2 separate regions of the Homo sapiens genome follow, and region 2 is linked to region 1. A link is a loop called in an ENCODE intact Hi-C map of the cell type or tissue named here. Cell type or tissue: heart left ventricle. All regions are shown on one strand.

Region 1 (8,000 bases):
TAAGCAGCTTTAAAATACATAGGTGACAGATTTAAAAAAAAAAGAAAAAAAAGCCGGGCACAGTGGCTCACACCTGTAATCCCAGCACTTTGGGAGGCCGAGGCGGGTGGATCACCTGAGGTCGGGAGTTCAAAACCAGCCTGACCAACCTGGTGAAACCCTGTCTCTACTAAAACACAAAAATTAGCCGGGCATGGTGGCAGGTGCCTGTAATCCCAGCTACTCAGGAGATGAGGCAGAGAATTGCTTGAACCCAGGAGGGAGAGGTCGCAATGAGCCGAGATCACGGGACTGTACTCCAGCCTGGGACAGAGCCAGACTCCATCTCAAAAAAACAAACAAACAAACAAAAAACATGTTTTAAGTTGAATACCCACTTTAAGGAGTAAGGGCTTGGCTGGGCACAGTGGCTCACGCCTGTAATCCCAATGCTTTGGGAGGCTGAGGCAGGGGGATCACGTGAGGTCAAGAGTTTGAGACCAGCCAGGCCAACATGGTGAAACCCCGTCTCTACTAAAAATACAAAAATTAGCTGGGTGTGGTGGCACACGCCTGTAATCCCATCTACTTGGGAGGCTGAGGCATGAGAATCGCTTGAACCCAGGAAGCAGAAGTTGCAGTGAGCTGAGATCACATCACTGCACCCCAGGCTGGGCAACAGAGCAAGACTCTGTCTCAAAAATAAGGGGTAGGGGACAGTATAAATATTTAATGTTACTTGAAAGCCTGAGATGATAGGTCTCTGACCTACAGATACTTCATAGTTGTGGTGAATGAAATTCACTCAGCCATTAAAGGTAAGACAGCACTTACCTTGCTGTCTGAATCCTTCTGCCCAATCTCAGCCTGAACAATGAAAATGAGGGCATCAACTAAACCATCACATTCCCGAAGTTTCCGGCGAGCTTCACTCCTCTCTGAGCTTACATTCCTGAGGGGAAACCAGAAGCTTCAAGATGACTCAAATCCAGAAATCCTCCCTTAAATATCCCTCAACACCTACAAGATTCCTGAATATGTTTTTCTACTCACTGTAATAGTAAATACCTATTATAAGCAAGGTACTGCAGTTGAGAGAAAGTTGATTAACAGTCCCTGCCTTCTGAATGTTTATATCACTGTGGGGTAGGGATTAATGATATGTACCAGATGCAGTAATTCAAGATGGAATATATACTTCTCGTATGGAAGTATATAATACATATGTAGAATGGAACACAGCACACAGAGGTGTATTCCAAAGAGAGAAAGATTATATAGCAGCATTTATAGGATATAAAAAGAATTCAGGAAAACTTTAATAAAATAAAGGCACTTGAGTTTAACCACAAAAAGATAAATAAGAAGAGAAAGGCATCACAGAAAGAACAGACCTTCCTCACCCATGCCCTAACCTCCTAGTACTCTGTACCCCTTTTGCTGAATTTATCACAGCCTGACTTGAAATACAAATAACTAGGGCAAGGACATAGACACACACAAGTCCAGGACTAGACCACCTTACATGTGGTAGATGCTGAACAAAAGCTTACCAAAGTAGATGAACAAAGTCAAAGAGGCATAAAAGTGAAGAGGATGTGTGGGGAACAGCAAGAAAACTGATATAGGTACATGTGGTATACATGAGAGAATAGCAACAAAGATAGAAAGGTTGGAGTTACAGTATGCAATACAGATAGGAATGGAGGCTAAAGAATAGGCTAAAGAATTTTAATTTTTTTTTTTTTTTAGGAAATTTAAGTCAGTCCTCAAAAATTCATCTTCATATTCTCAAAGTCCCTACTGTTACCTAAGGCAGCCAGCTGTGTTGGTGAGCACCGATTCCCACTCAATGTGGCGTGGCTTACAGTCTTCATTAGGTTCCCGCTCCCAACCAGAATGAGGAATGATCACTTCATCTGTCAAGGCATGCAGTGCATGGTCCACAATCTCCATTTTGATTGAGTCATGGGATGAAAGATTCCACAGGGTTCCTGGAAGAGACAATTCATCAGATGGCTCTTGAGCATTCAAGACAATATGTCTGAAGAACGTCAAAGAGAATCCCCCTATCGTATCACTTCTCAGTCTTCCCCAGTGACCAAATACCTTATAGTAATATTCAAGCTTTGTTTGCGACCCTCACCAAGAAACATATTCTACATTATAGCTCAAAATAAACATACAGATCATGAAACAAACAATGTTTAACTATAAGCAACGCTCAGGCTGGGTGTGGTGGCTCACGCCTGTAATCCCAGCAATTTGGGAGGCCAAGGCGGGCGGATCACAAGGTTGGGAGATCAAGACCATCCTGGCTAACACTAAAAATACAAAAAATTAGCCGGGCGTGGTGGCGGGCACCTGTAGTCCCAGCTACTTGGGAGGCTGAGGCAGGAGAATGGCGTGAACCCATGAGGCGGAGCTTGCGGTGAGCTGAGATTGTGCCACTGCACTCCAGCCTGGGTGACAGAGCGAGACTCCATCTCAAAAAAAACAAACAAAACTATAAGCAATGCTCAATGCTCTCCGATCTGTCTATACCAGAGTTTTTCAACCTCAGCACCACTGACATTTTCGGCCAGATGATTCTTTGTTATGAGGAGCTGTCTTGTCTATTGTTGGATGTTTACCAGTACCCCTGGCCTTTACTCACTAGATGCCAGTAGCACTCCCTCTCCCCTGTTCCAAGTTATAACAACCAAAAATATCTCCAACACTGCAAATGTCCAAATGTCCTCAGGGCAGGGCAGGCAAAATGGCCCACAACTGAGAAACAATGGTCTATACTACTTTTTCTTTATTCCTTTCCCTTGGAATGCTGATTATGCTCCACAAAATTTTGTTTTATTCACTAACGGATCACACAAATAGATCACAACCCACAATCTGAAAAACTACTGCTCTAAATAAAGCAAGAACCACAAGCTTAAATGTCTATATGGGTCAAGCCGGTGAGTCAAGAGAGGAAGATAATTAAAAGAAATTACAAGCATGTGAAAAAATAGCAGTTGACAGCTCCATGTTTGGGAAACAACTTCCTAAACAGCTGTAGTTGGTCAGATAATAGAATGTGTTGGAGATTAGTGTAAATTAGAGAGCACATGCTCCAATCAGTTCAGACCAAATACTGCTAAGGAAGAAAAGAGATCCATTGTTAACAACTCTTCCACGTTTTTAATAGAAGCCAAGAATCTGGAATTTTAAGTGAAATCTTCTGAATTTTAAACATCAGCAACCAGTTCTTTAAAATTTCAATAATGCTGTGTGATCCAAACAAATCTGTGAGATGGATTTGACCCACAGCCACCAGTTCACAACCTTTCATCAAAAGTAAAAGGTCTGGAAATCCCTCTAGTTCTCAACATCACTAGAGAGTAACACTGACTTAGCAATTTTCCTTAGGCCTAGAACTCACCGGTAATAACTTCAGTAAGGTCCATATCACGAGCCTTTCGAAGCAATCGCACAAGGGCAGGCACACCATCACAGTTTTTTATGGCAATCTTGTTATCCTGGTCACGTCCAAAAGAGATATTCTTGAGAGCTCCACAGGCTCCAAGGTGCACTTCCTTTTTGGGATGGTCTAACAATCCCACCAGTACTGGGATGCCCTTGAGCTTCCGCACGTCAGTCTTCACCTTGTCATTGCGGTAGCATAAGTGTTGCAGGTATGCAGCTGCATTGGACTTGACAGCATCCAAGCGGAATCCAAGCATGGCGATCACCTCTGGCAGCTCTGGCTGTCTCCAATTAGGAGGTGGAGGCCCTCCTTTGCGCAGGCTATCCAAGCTTGCTAAACTTCCTCGCTCATGCTGGGCCAAAGGAGCCCAGTAGTATTGATCCGATGGCACCTCCTCACCAATCATGTCTTCATAGCTCCTGAGAAGTTTTGGAAGAACCAAGAGAATACATCAAGTCATTATGGCTAGCTTCCTGGACATTCCCATTACCCTCATCTGCAAAGGAGGATTAACTGGAGTTTCAGTGTGCTCATCTTATCTCTCCTTTGCATGAATAATATACTGATCAATTTTCCTCAATGGGTTAGTAAAAATAAAAGGTAATAATTTTAAAAACACCTGCAATTTAATTAAAACTACATTTTTTTCTTTGAAGTCTGCAGGCTTAGAAAGTAACAAGCATTCAGGAAAGGCTAATCAAAAAGAAAGAACCAAATCCTTACTACTTATCATTTATTTGAATGATATCTGACAGTTATTAACTTGTCTAGGTAGAGATCAGGATAAACTCTCAGAGAACAGAATTAACCAAAGCAACTGACTCAATGCCACAGAAGTCTGAGAACAGTTCCTTAACCAAACAGGAAATTAGGCATTTACACACAGGAAACAACTGGTAGGATAAGACCTTTAAATACATTTCATATTTAAGCTTCTCCTTATCCTATTTTGGAAATTATAAAAGATGGATTGATAGAGAAAAACTAATAAAGGGCTTCCTGCTACATCACAGGAGGATCTGGCTTTGGTACTGATGAGGTATAAACTTGAAAAGTAATTTTCACAGTCATTCCAAGGTCATGTCTGCTACTCAACAAATGTGTTAAGAGGTAAGATTCCATCCTCCAATTTCTAAAGACAATACCTCCAGCTCTTTCAAAATGAAGCCTATTCACCAACATCACATTTGGGAAGCCCAGCCACTAGGAACAGAGAAAGCAATTGAAAGTAAGAAAAATCAAACCAGGAGACAATTCTTCCTGTTTCAGTACTACCAACAACCACTAGAGGGTGAGTCTGTCACACTATTATTTATTCGTAACTACCAGGAAGGAAGAAACCCATTATCTGTGAGCTCATCTCTTTCTGGCTCCCACAGGAGAGGATAATCTATTGTGTGGAGCTCTCCAAATAAGCCATTGTTTGTTCTACAAAACCACTCCCACTGTCAACAAATACTCAAGGTTGCCCTGAGCAGAAGGCCTGCCTCACAGGTATCAACATCAACTATGCAACAGTGATTCAGATGGACAAAGCATTTAGTAAACCATGACCAAGATGGTCTTAAAATAACACGGAAACAGGACCAGGCATGGTGGCTCACATCTGTAATCCCAGCACTTTGGGAGGCTGCAGTGGGCGGATTACCTGAGGTCAGAAGTTCGAGACCAGCATGGCCAACATGGAAAAACACCATCTCTACTAAAAATACAAAAATTAGCTGGGCATGGTGGTGGGCACCTGTAATCCCAGCTACTTGGGAGGCGGAGGCAAGAGAATCGCTTGAACCCAAGAGGTGGAGGTTGCAGTGAACTGAGATTGTGCCACTGCACTCCAGCCTAAGTGACAGAGCGAGACTCTATTTCGAAGAAAAAAAAAAAAAGGTCAAGATTAAACCCTTCAAATCAAGAAGGGGGTACTAAAAATGCCCAAACAGCTGGTAAAACAAAATTGGTTGTCTTCTAAACTATTATGTATCACTTTTGCATCCACCCCAACCATAAAAATTTTCTGCTTACTATAAAATTAAGGAAAAGTATTTACTAACATTATAAAATACCATGCATGGAACAAAAAGCCTCCTGGGTATAATACCAGATCGCACCACTGCTCTCCAGCCTGGGTGACAGAGCAAGACTCCATCTCAAAAAAAAAAAAAAAAAAAAAAAAAACACGGAAACAAAATGAATAGCTTAGATAGCTTAAAAGTAGGCTATTAAGCAGTATGTTAAGATTCCATTTTAGTAGAGGGAAAATAGGATATAGTTACATGTATAATTAAAAAAACTCAAAGGATATGCACCAAAATGTTAACAGTGGTTCTTTATCAATAGATGGTAATGCTTTTCTGGGTTTTTCAGGCTCTGTATTGAACATGTTTAACCTCTATTATTAATATACAAAATTATAAGAACAATTACCATAACCAAAATTTCCAGATAACTCTATCCTATATCCTTTTCTATACAAAGGCAGTGGATTGGACATTCTTTCCTTTGTTTTACAAGAAACAAAGCTGTGCCTGGGAAGACCAAATGACTTGCTTGAGGCTACTTAGCTAGTGGCAAAGGCACAACTAGAACCAAGGTCTCAGGGTTCAGTGCTTTTTCCACTAATCACTGCCTCACTGTTTAAGTTTGACCTTGTATTACTCTTCTAGCCTGGAACAGGAAGCAGCAAATATGCTTGCTAGTCAAGCAGGTTTCCAAGTCCAGTGCTACCCTGGAACAAACCCAAGAACCAGGCCCAAAACTCTATGTGAACTAGCACAACTAGGGATGGCAGAGAATGACCTGGCCACCCACACCCATCTGGGTCCAATCACTCTTTACTAATGAGGAAGTCAGAAAAAGCAGACTTGCAGTAGAGCCAACACCCTGGACAGACTGCTTCAATGAAGGCTGTTATCTACCACTGCTCTAGGTTGCACCAGCCGAGGTCTGGTGCTCCTGTAGGAATAAAAATGAGTCACATGGGAGTTGGATTAGCTATCCAAGACACCTGAAAGGTGAGTGACTCAGTCTTAGATAATGGGGCCTCTACCCCTGGGCCCAGCCCTGTTCACTCTTAACCAAAGCTACCTAATATATGAGGAAAATGAGCACCAAGGCATTTGCTTTAAAAGGTCATGACCCCATATAGAGAAATTCAGCAACAGCTGCTAGGATATCCTTACCATCAAGACAACCATAAATCATCCCTTGTTTCTTATCATTTCTCTTTACCTGGAAAACACTGTTTCTAATTTATTCTGAAGCAGCATTGGCAGCCCATGGGCCAAACCTGTTTTTGTACATCCCCATAATGCTATTTTTAAAAGATTGTTTGAAAAAAAGAACAACATACGACAAAGATGATACATGGCCTGCAAAGCCTAAAATAGTTCTACGTGGTCATTTTCAGGGGTCTGTCGACCCCATTCTAAAGCATTCTCTCAATGCAACAAGGCAAACCATGTACCAGTCCAAACATCAATCACTCCTTTTTTCACATCACCAAAGAATCTCCAGGAACAAGTAGTAAAGTCAGAGTAGGCAGCTGCTTAGTGACCTTTCAGAGTGTTGCTAATGTATCCCCCGACCCCCACCCAAGGATGCCACCACAATTTCACTTTACAATCAAATAATAAGACCCTAAGCATAGAATGTCAAGGCCCTTGTGAGGTCAAAGTTTGTTTTTAACTTTGGGATTAAAAACACAAGAAAGTTCTTATACACGTCCTCAACTGTCTCTTTTGGTTCTGAATTCCTAAAACCCTCAACTATGTTTTGTTTTGGGGTTTTTTTGGCTTTTTTTTTTTTTTTTTTGAGACAGTCTCACTATGTCACCCAGGCTGGAGTGCAGTGGCGGGATCTCGGCTCACTACAGCCTCTGCCACCCGGGTTCAAGTGATTCTCCTGCCTCAGCCTCCTGAGTAGCTGAGACTACAGGCACGAGCCACAACACCCGGCTAATTTTTGTATTTTTAGTAGAGACAGGGTTTCACCGTGTTAGCCAGGATGATCTCGATCTCCTGACCTCGTGATCCGCCCAACTCGGCCTCCCAAAGTGCTGGGATTACAAGCGTGAGACACCGTGCCCAATGGACTCTGTTCTTAATACCAAATCAGAAACTAAAGAAATTCCCAGGAAGAAGTGAGCAAGAATTCCATGGCCCCAGACATCAGAATCCTCTGCCTAACACACCAAAAGGGGGTCACATCTTAGCCAGAAACAGCAAAAACTTCAGCATAGAAGCAGAAGCAAAGTTCATTCTTCAGGACACAGACTAATAACAATCACAAGTTGTTTTTTTTTTTTTTTTTTTTTGAGGTGGAGTTTCGCTCTTGTTGCCCAGGCTGGAGTGCAATGGCATGATCTTGGCTCACCACAACCTCTGCCTCCCGGGTTCATATGATTCTCCTGCCTCAGCCTCCCGAGTAGCTGAGATTACAGGCATGCACCACTACGCCCAGCTAATTTTGTATTTTTAGTAGAGGCGGGGTTTCTCCATGTTGGTCAGGCTGGTCTTGAACTCCGGACCTCAGGTGATCCACCCACCTCAGTCTCCAAAAGCGC
Region 2 (8,000 bases), 230 kb after region 1:
TAACCGTCCCTACTCCAAATAGGAACAAGCCCAAGGAATGGGCATGGAAAGAAATCAACTGATCCTTCCTGATCCAAGTTCTTCCTTTGAAGATGCACTGAAGGTTCTTGGAGACATTTGAAAAATCTGAACCTCTTGCCCAGAACTCTAGAGGCATTATAAATAGATAACGTACTTTCACACCTACAAGGTGTCTGCTCACATACACCATCTCATTTTATCCTCATAAGAGACTGGCAAGCCTTACAGCTGGCAGAGCTCAGTCTTGGAAGAGACATACCTCATATGTGCACGTCACTTAAGAGGCCTTTCTCCTACCACCTTTTGTCATCACACAGATGTGTGTCTCTTCCTCTCAATGGTGAAGACGAGCCAGCCTAACCAATCAATGCCTGAATCCCATCGAGTACCCCATACAGGGCCTTGTATAAGTAGGTGCTCAATAAATTTTGTAGATGGATGAATAAATGCCAGTGACCAGATCAGGGAGAAGTAAAACAGGGTCTCCTACTGGAGAAAATAGTGTTGCTGTTGTTCTAAGGGAGCAAGCTCAGGCATCTGTTCCTACAGCCTGGTACATTCACTCTGAGGCAGGCACCTGACATCATTTTAATATTTATTATGTTATCATTATCATAACTGTCACTTATTGTCCACCATTCAAAGTTAAGTTCTTTGCAAATATCAACTCATTGTTTCTCACATCCACTGTTATGAGCTCCATTTAACAGATGAGGAAATGGAGGCACAGACAGGTTAAGTAATGTGCCCAAGGTTATTTAGCCAAAAATAGTGGAGCTGGGATTCAAACCTGATTGTTTATATCCTGGAATTACAATTTTCTTGTTTTGCTTTTTGAGACAGAGTTTCGCTCTTGTCGCCCAGGCTGGAGTGCAATGGCCCGGTCTCGGCTCACTGCAACCTCTGCCTCCCAGGTTCAAGTGATTCTCCTGCCTCAGCCTCCCCAGTAGCTGGGATTACAGGCGCACGCCATTACACCTGGCTAATTTTTGTGTTTTTAGTAGAGACGAGGTATCGCCATGTTAGCCAGGCTGGTCTCGAACTCCTGACCTCAGGTAATCCGCCTGCCTTGGCCTCCCAGAGTGCTGGGATTATAGGCATGAGCCACCATGCCAGGCCTCGGACTTAGAATTTTCTTTTCTTTTTTTCTTTGAGCGGAGTCTTGCTCTGTCCCCCAGGCTGGAGTGCAATGGCGTGATCTTGGCTCACTGCAACCTCTGCCTCCTGGGTTCAAGCGATTCTCCTGCCTCAGCCTCCTGACTAGCTGAGATTACAGGCACCCACCACCATGCCCGGCTAATTTTTGTATTTTTAGTAGAGACGAGGTTTCACCATATTGGTCAGGCTGGTCTCGAACTCCTGATCTCAGGTGATCCGCCTGCCTCGGCCTCCCAAAGTGCTGGGATTACACGCGTGAGCCACTGCGCCCGGCGACTTACAATATTCTAAGTTCCTCCACTTCCCTCAGCTTAGCCTCACAATGGTCCTGGCAAGCAGATAGGAGTTTCCGCCGACCACCCAAGGCCATAACTGCACATGGGGGCAGATGTGGAACTAGAACCCAGGTCTCCCTGGGGCTTGTTCTGACACACAAAGGTCTGCATTGTGAAAGGACATGAAAGGCACACCAGTGGGCTGCCCCACTGTGTGGGGACTTAGGACCCAGCTATATCCATGACTGTTAATTCACCTCGGGATGCAGCGTTCCTGTAAGAAAAGAAAAGGAGAGCTACGATACGTGGACAGAGGCTTTTGCTCCAGTTTCCATAGACACTGCCCCGTTTGCTCATGCTGTTCCCTCTTGTTAGAACATCTTCATCCCACGCTCTTACTTCTCGCTGACTCATCATGTTTCACAATACACTTGGATTTTTCTCTCTTCCGGGAAACCTCTGCCCCTCCCTGAAGAGGGATAAAGTGACCCTCCTCATACTCCCAGAGTACCAGGTGATTCTCTATAGCATTATCATTAAAAATCAGGGGCTGCATTCTCTCCCTCTGTCCCAGTAGTCTGGGAACTAACTCCTCAGGAGCAGGGACTCCCCTTTCTCATCCTGGTGTTTCCTATTGGCAATGCCTGCCACTCAGTAGTAGGCGCTTGTTGACTGAGACTATTGATCACAGGCAGGTTCGAATGTCTTTGTTCCCTCATCTCTACCCCTGTTAAGGGATTACGGAGTGTCCTATTCATTTCGGGCATATAGAAAATGCTGTTAAAGTTCATTGAATTGAATGAAACAATTAATCGTTCTGCAAAATCTGAGCAGAGAAGTCATTTGGTTTCAAAATACTTGGATAAAAACATTACGGTGGCTCACGCCTGTAATTCCAACACTTTGGGAGGCCGAGGCGGGTGGATTACTTGAAACCAGGAGCTCGAGACCCTGACTCTACTAAAAATACAAAAATGAGCCGGTCGTGGTGGCGCGCGCCTGTAAATCTCAGCTACTCAGGAGGCTGAGGCACGAGAACAGCTTGAACCGGGAGGCGGAGGTTGCAGTGAGCCGATATCGCCACTGAACTCCAGTCAGGGCGACAGTGAAACTCTGTCAGAAAAACAAGAAACAAAAAAACTGTGAGGTACTGAGATCACAAACTGGTGCTCAAAATATACTGATTTCCTTTCTCGTCTGGACTAAACGGGGGTAGGGAAGGGTGAGAAGGAGGGGATCGGCCCTCCCAACAAGTCTCATCTTCCCCAGATGCTGCTTGGTGCTCAGGGGCTGCAAGTACTCTGTCCTTGCACAGAGGGTTGGGGACTCCAGCTGTGCATGGGGGCACACATTAGGCCCACAGCTTGTAATGGACCAGTAGTAAAGTAAGGGAGGGGAAGCAGACTCTCTCTTGGAAAGGAGGCTCCTGAGTCCTTCTTGGGGCTTCCCCCACCAACTGTTTCCCAAACCAGCATACAGTAGGCACTTAGTAAATACTAAACCTAGTAAAGGACTGAATGATGGTAGACCGAACCCCCAAAGCAAAAGAGAAAGGGTCCAACAGCGCCTCCTTGCGGTGCTCTGCCCCAAGCCACGGGGAGAAACGTTGCAGCCCGCGCCGAACGCCGGGCAGCACAAAGGATCCCCGACTGCCGGGGAGCGGTGCTCGGAGGGCACAGGTCTACGCCATCCCCCACGCAGTTTCGGAGATGGAGCGCTGGGCCCATGGAGGGAAGGCGGCAGGCTCGGCGGCTCCGGCAGCTTGCTGGGGCAGGGGCTCAAGGCGGCAGTCCGATAGTGGAGGCCGCTGAGAACTGTCACGGAGCTGCGTCTGTACAGCGAGCATCCCTTATTTATTCAGGGCGAGTGTGTATTTGGGGCGGCGTGCAGGGGGCTGACAAAGACCGGAGAGCTCCCGGTGCGGCCGCCGGCGGAGCGAAGACTGGAACCCGTATGAGCGCCCCCCAGCGCCCCTGAGCGCTCGCCGCCGGTGCACGGCGCACCCCGCGGGAGGCAGGGATCAGCAAAGCCGTGCGCCCCGAGGCCCGCCCCCGTCTCCGCACAAAGACCGTGAGTCCCGGGTCCGAGCCTTCCGCGCGGGGATCGGGCGGTTGTCCGGCGGGTCGTCCTTCGACGGCCTCCTGGCCTCGCCGGAGCGGGTGCGGGGAGGCCCACGCAGCGACGGCTGGAGGAGGGGTGGGCGGGGCTGCCGGGGGTGGGGTCCCCGGGGCGGGGCGGGGCGCGCTGTGTCGCGGGTCGGAGCTCGGTCCTGCTGGAGGCCACGGGTGCCACACACTCGGTCCCGACATGATGGCGAGCATGCGAGTGGTGAAGGTAACCGCGTATAGGATGACCCCTTTCTCTTGGCTCCCCTCGCCTCCCGCATTCCCTCCTCCCTCCATCCCCTCCGCGGCTCTCCGAGCACATTTATTTATTTGTCTGGGCACCAGGGCTGGCTGAATCCCTGTCCTCCCCGCCCTCTACTCAGAGGAGGACTGGCCTGCAAGAGTGGCCAGAGCTGGGGTTTTGGGGGTTTGGAGGCCTCTGCTTGAGCCGTTCGCGTGGTGAAGATGAGCCGGCTCCCCCAAAACTGGTTTCAATTTCGCTTTTCCTGCCTGAAACTTGTGATAACAACTGGGTGCATCTCCAGTGCAGGAAAAGTCCTTGGCATCTTGGTGCCAGGCATTCTGCTACTGCTGGTGGTGGGTTATGAACACAGATGACCAGGATGAAGTCCTTGCCTTGGAATAAGCCCATAGCCCATCCCATAATTTGATGCCTGTATTACTAGAGTCCTGAGAAACACGGAATGCTGATTAGAATTTGGGACAAAGTTCCCTGAGTATTCTCTGGAGGAAAAGATGCGGAGGTGGACCTGGAAGGCCTCCTGGAGTAGGTGGCTTGCGTTCGTGAGTTCTACAAGTGTTGAATGCCTACATGTGCTGGCCCTGTTCTAGGAGGGGGGGGGGGGCGGGCAGAGATGAACACAAATCCGGCCCTTGTTGAATTTTGTTCCTATCAGGGACACAATTTGAAATAAGATCTGGAAGGATGGGGAGGGGGCAGTTTCCTCCAGAAGGTGGGAAAACCCAGGGTGTTTGGAGATGGATTAGGGAGGAAGGTGATCCTGGTGAAGTGAGTCTGGCACCCCAAGTCTTTCAGAAGTGCCCCTTCCAGTCTGCAGGGTGGAGGGGCAGGCTCTAGGAAGAGGGTGCCTGCTACCCTCAGCCTCTGAGAAGAAAATGGCCTCAGACTGGGATGCCCAGAGCAGGCTTGGCCTAGATACTAAATCTGGAGGTTGGCAGCAAAATGAGGCAGAGGGTCTTTCCAGCCAAGTGGAAGAGAGATGGGAGCCAGAATTTATTGCATTGGAACCATTACATGCCAAACGGTTTACATGGTTATTTCATCTAATTCGCACAGCAGTTCTGTGAGATAAGTAATATATACCCGCATTTTACAAATGAGGAAATTGAGGCACAGAGGAAATAACTTGCTTGTCCAGAGTCTTTCAGTAAGGAGCAATGGGACTGGAATATGAAACCAGGTCCACAGGCCTCCAGCCTGCAGGCTCTCTTAATGGCCTTTCTACTTTCATTTTCTGTTCCTCTGAGTCAGGTGATTTCCTAGTAGGCAGTAGGAAAGAACTGTGTGTTTTAGGTTGGGTTTCAACTTCCTCAGGCTTTGGGAAAGTTCTGGCAGAACTCATCCTAAACAGATAAAGTTCAAGTGTCTTTATCTTTCCAAGACCTGGAAAATGTCTATTCCAGATCTTCTCCGGTCAGCCCTGGGCTTTGTTCTTGCCAAAGAGTCACAGATGATAGAGAAACTCTTACAAGTGCAGATGCTTCTAGTTTGGGGTAAAGATAAATGAAGGGCCATTGACCCTGGGTGGAAGGCACCAGAAGCAGCTTATTGGTTGAACAGAAATAGAACATAGGCTGAGGGATAGGAGGGGGGCATGGGATGTGTTTATATTATATGTTGGGGGTGGGGGTAAGGCAGAGAAAGTTCAAATGGTCCACAGTGTTAAAGGACCCCTCCCCACTTGTGGACTGGGTTTGGAGAGCTTCAGTTTCTCAACCTCATCACTACTGACATTTTGGGTCACATAACTGTTATGTATCCATTGTATGTTTTTAGATTTGAGGTTACTACAAGGTTTGTAAATAATATCTTATAACCTGTTATTTTAAACTGATGACAAGTTAACACTGATTACATAAACAAACAAGCAAAATGAAAACTAATGAAGGCCAGGCGTGGTGTCCCACTCCTGTAATATCAGCACTTTGGGAGGCTGAGGTTCGCGGACTGCTTGAGCCTAGGAGTTCGAGACCAGCCTGGGTAACACAGCCAAACCCCATCTCTACAAAAAGTACCAAAATTAGCCGGGCATGGTAGCACACTGCTGTAGTCCTAGCTACTTGGGAGGCTGAGGTAGCAAGATCACCTGAGCCCAGGAGGTTGAGGCTGCAGTGAGCTGTGATTGTGCCACTGGACTCCAATCTGGGTGACAGAGTGAGACATTGTCTCAAAAAAAAAAAAAAAAAAAAAAAAAACAACTAATACAAACTGTATACTTTAACTTCGTCTTTCCGCTTACTAACTTTTTGTTGTTTCTATTTCTTTCCTTCTTTCTTTCTCTCTCCCTTTCTTTCCTTCCTTCCTTCCTTAAGATGGAGTTTCACTCTTGTTGCCCAGGCTGGAGTGCAATGGTGCCATCTCAGCTCACCGCAACCTCCGCCTCCCAGGCTCAAGTGATTCTCCTGCCTCAGCCTCCTGAGTAGCTGGGATTACAGGCAGGCACCATCACGCCTGGCTAATTTTGTATTTTTAGTAGAGACGGGGTTTCTCCATGTTGGTCAGGCTAGTCTCGAACTCCTGACCTCAGGTGATCCACCCACCTCAGCCTCCCAAAGTGCTGGGATTACATGAGCCACTGTGCCCGGCCATTTCTATTTCTTTCTTATTGTACTGTCTACCTCTTGAAAAATTGTTGTAGTTATTATATTTAATTGGTCATCTTTTCCTCTTTCTACTTAAGATATGAGTAGTGTATATACCATAAATACAGTGTTATACTAATCTGTGTTTTTCTTTCTTTTTTTTTTTGAGACGGAGTTTCGCTCTTGTTGCCCAGGCTGGAGTGCAATGGCACGATCTCAGCTCACTGCAACCTCCGCCTCGTGGGTTCAAGTGATTCTCTTACCTCAGCCTCCCGAGTAGCTGGGGTTACAGGCACCCGCCACCACGCCCAGCTAATTTTTGTATTTTTAGTAGAGATGTGGTTTCACCATGTTAGCCAGGCTGGTCTCGAACTCCTGACCTCAGGTGATCCACCGGCTTTGGCCTCCCACAGTGCTGGGATTACAGGCGTGAGCCACCATGCCCAGCCCAGATGATTTTTTATTGCTCATTAAAATTTTTTTAAATTTCTGATTGAAGAACTCCTTTTTAGCATTTCTTGTAGGACAGGTCTGGTGTCGATGGTATCTCTCAGCTTTTGTTTGTCTGGGAAAGTCTTTATTTCTCCTTCATGTTTGAAGGATATTTTCACTGGATATACTATTCTAGGGTAAAAGATTTTTTCCCTCAGCCGTATTTCATTTAAATATGTCATGCCACTCTCTCTTGGCCTGTAAGATTTCCACTGAAAAGTCGCTGCTGGACATATTGGAGCTCCATTGTATGTTATGTGTTTATTTTCTCTTGCTGCTGTTAGGACCCTTTCTTTAATCCCTGACATCTGGGAGATTGATTATTAAATGCCTTGAGGTAGTCTTCTTTGGGTTAAGTCTGCTTGGTGTTCTATAACCTTCTCATGTTTGGATATTGATATCTTTCTCTAGATTTGGGAAATTCTCTGCTACTATCCGTTTGAATAAACTTTCTAGCCCTGTCTCTCTCCCTACCTCCTATTTAAGGCCAGTAACTCTTAGATTTGCCCTTTTGAGGCCATTGTCTAGATCCTGTAGGCATACTTCATTCTTTGTTTATTCTTTTTTTTTATTTTTGAGACGGAGTCTCGCTCTGTTGCCCAGGATGGAGTGCAGTGGCACAATCTTGGCTCACTGCAAGCTCTGCCTCCTGGGTTCATACCATTCTCCTGCCTCAACCTCCTGAGTAGCTGGGACTACAGGCGCCCACCACCACGCCCGGCTAATTTTTTTTTTTTTTTTTGTATTTTTAGTAGAGATGAGGTTTCACCGTGTTAGCCAGGATGGTCTCGATCTCCTGATCTCGTGATCCACCTGCCTCGGCCTCCCAAAGTCTTTGTTTATTCTTTTATTATTTTGCTTCATCTGACTGTATTTTCAAATACCCTGTCTTTAAACACTCTAGTTCTTCTGCTTGATCAATTCTGCTGTTAAAAGACTGATGCGTTTCAGTATGTTAATTGCATTTTTTTCTTTCTTTCTTTTTTTTTTTTTTTTGAGACAGAGTTCCACTCTTGTTGCCCAGGCTGGAGTGCAATGGCATGCTCTCGGCTCACTGCAACCTCTGCCTCTCCAATTCTCCTGCCTGAGCCTCCCAAGTAGCTGG

What was found. Peaks named below come from ENCODE experiments on the same cell type or tissue, not always from the same donor. Only the 100,000 strongest peaks of a DNase experiment are listed, where the experiment ranks them.
Region 2: it touches region 1 in a loop (4-fold over the local background); 26 of 110 quality-filtered maps call a loop at or near these places.

What each region holds. Positions count from the first base shown.
Region 1 is chr11:57,797,594-57,805,593 of GRCh38, reverse strand. CTNND1 (catenin delta 1) reads right to left here. Exons shown (of 21, transcript NM_001085458.2): 7 at 3,398-3,861; 8 at 1,790-1,973; 9 at 814-931. TMX2-CTNND1 (TMX2-CTNND1 readthrough (NMD candidate)) reads right to left here. Exons shown (of 21, transcript NR_037646.1): 8 at 3,398-3,861; 9 at 1,790-1,973; 10 at 814-931. Among named protein-coding and RNA genes, the nearest start is that of CTNND1, 40 kb to the right of the region's middle. RefSeq lists an enhancer at 4,842-5,081. In heart left ventricle, CTCF peaks have their summits at 4,520 and 4,721; no DNase peak of the experiment used is centred here; H3K27ac peaks cover 2,962 bases.
Region 2 is chr11:57,563,373-57,571,372 of GRCh38, reverse strand. UBE2L6 (ubiquitin conjugating enzyme E2 L6) reads left to right here and starts at 3,701. Exons shown (of 4, transcript NM_004223.5): 1 at 3,701-3,788. The coding sequence starts at 3,762. RefSeq lists a silencer at 3,338-3,697 and an enhancer at 4,951-5,300. In heart left ventricle, a CTCF peak has its summit at 3,049 (motif pointing left); DNase peaks (open chromatin) are centred at 1,561, 3,052 and 3,592; H3K4me3 peaks cover 3,334 bases; H3K27ac peaks cover 3,184 bases.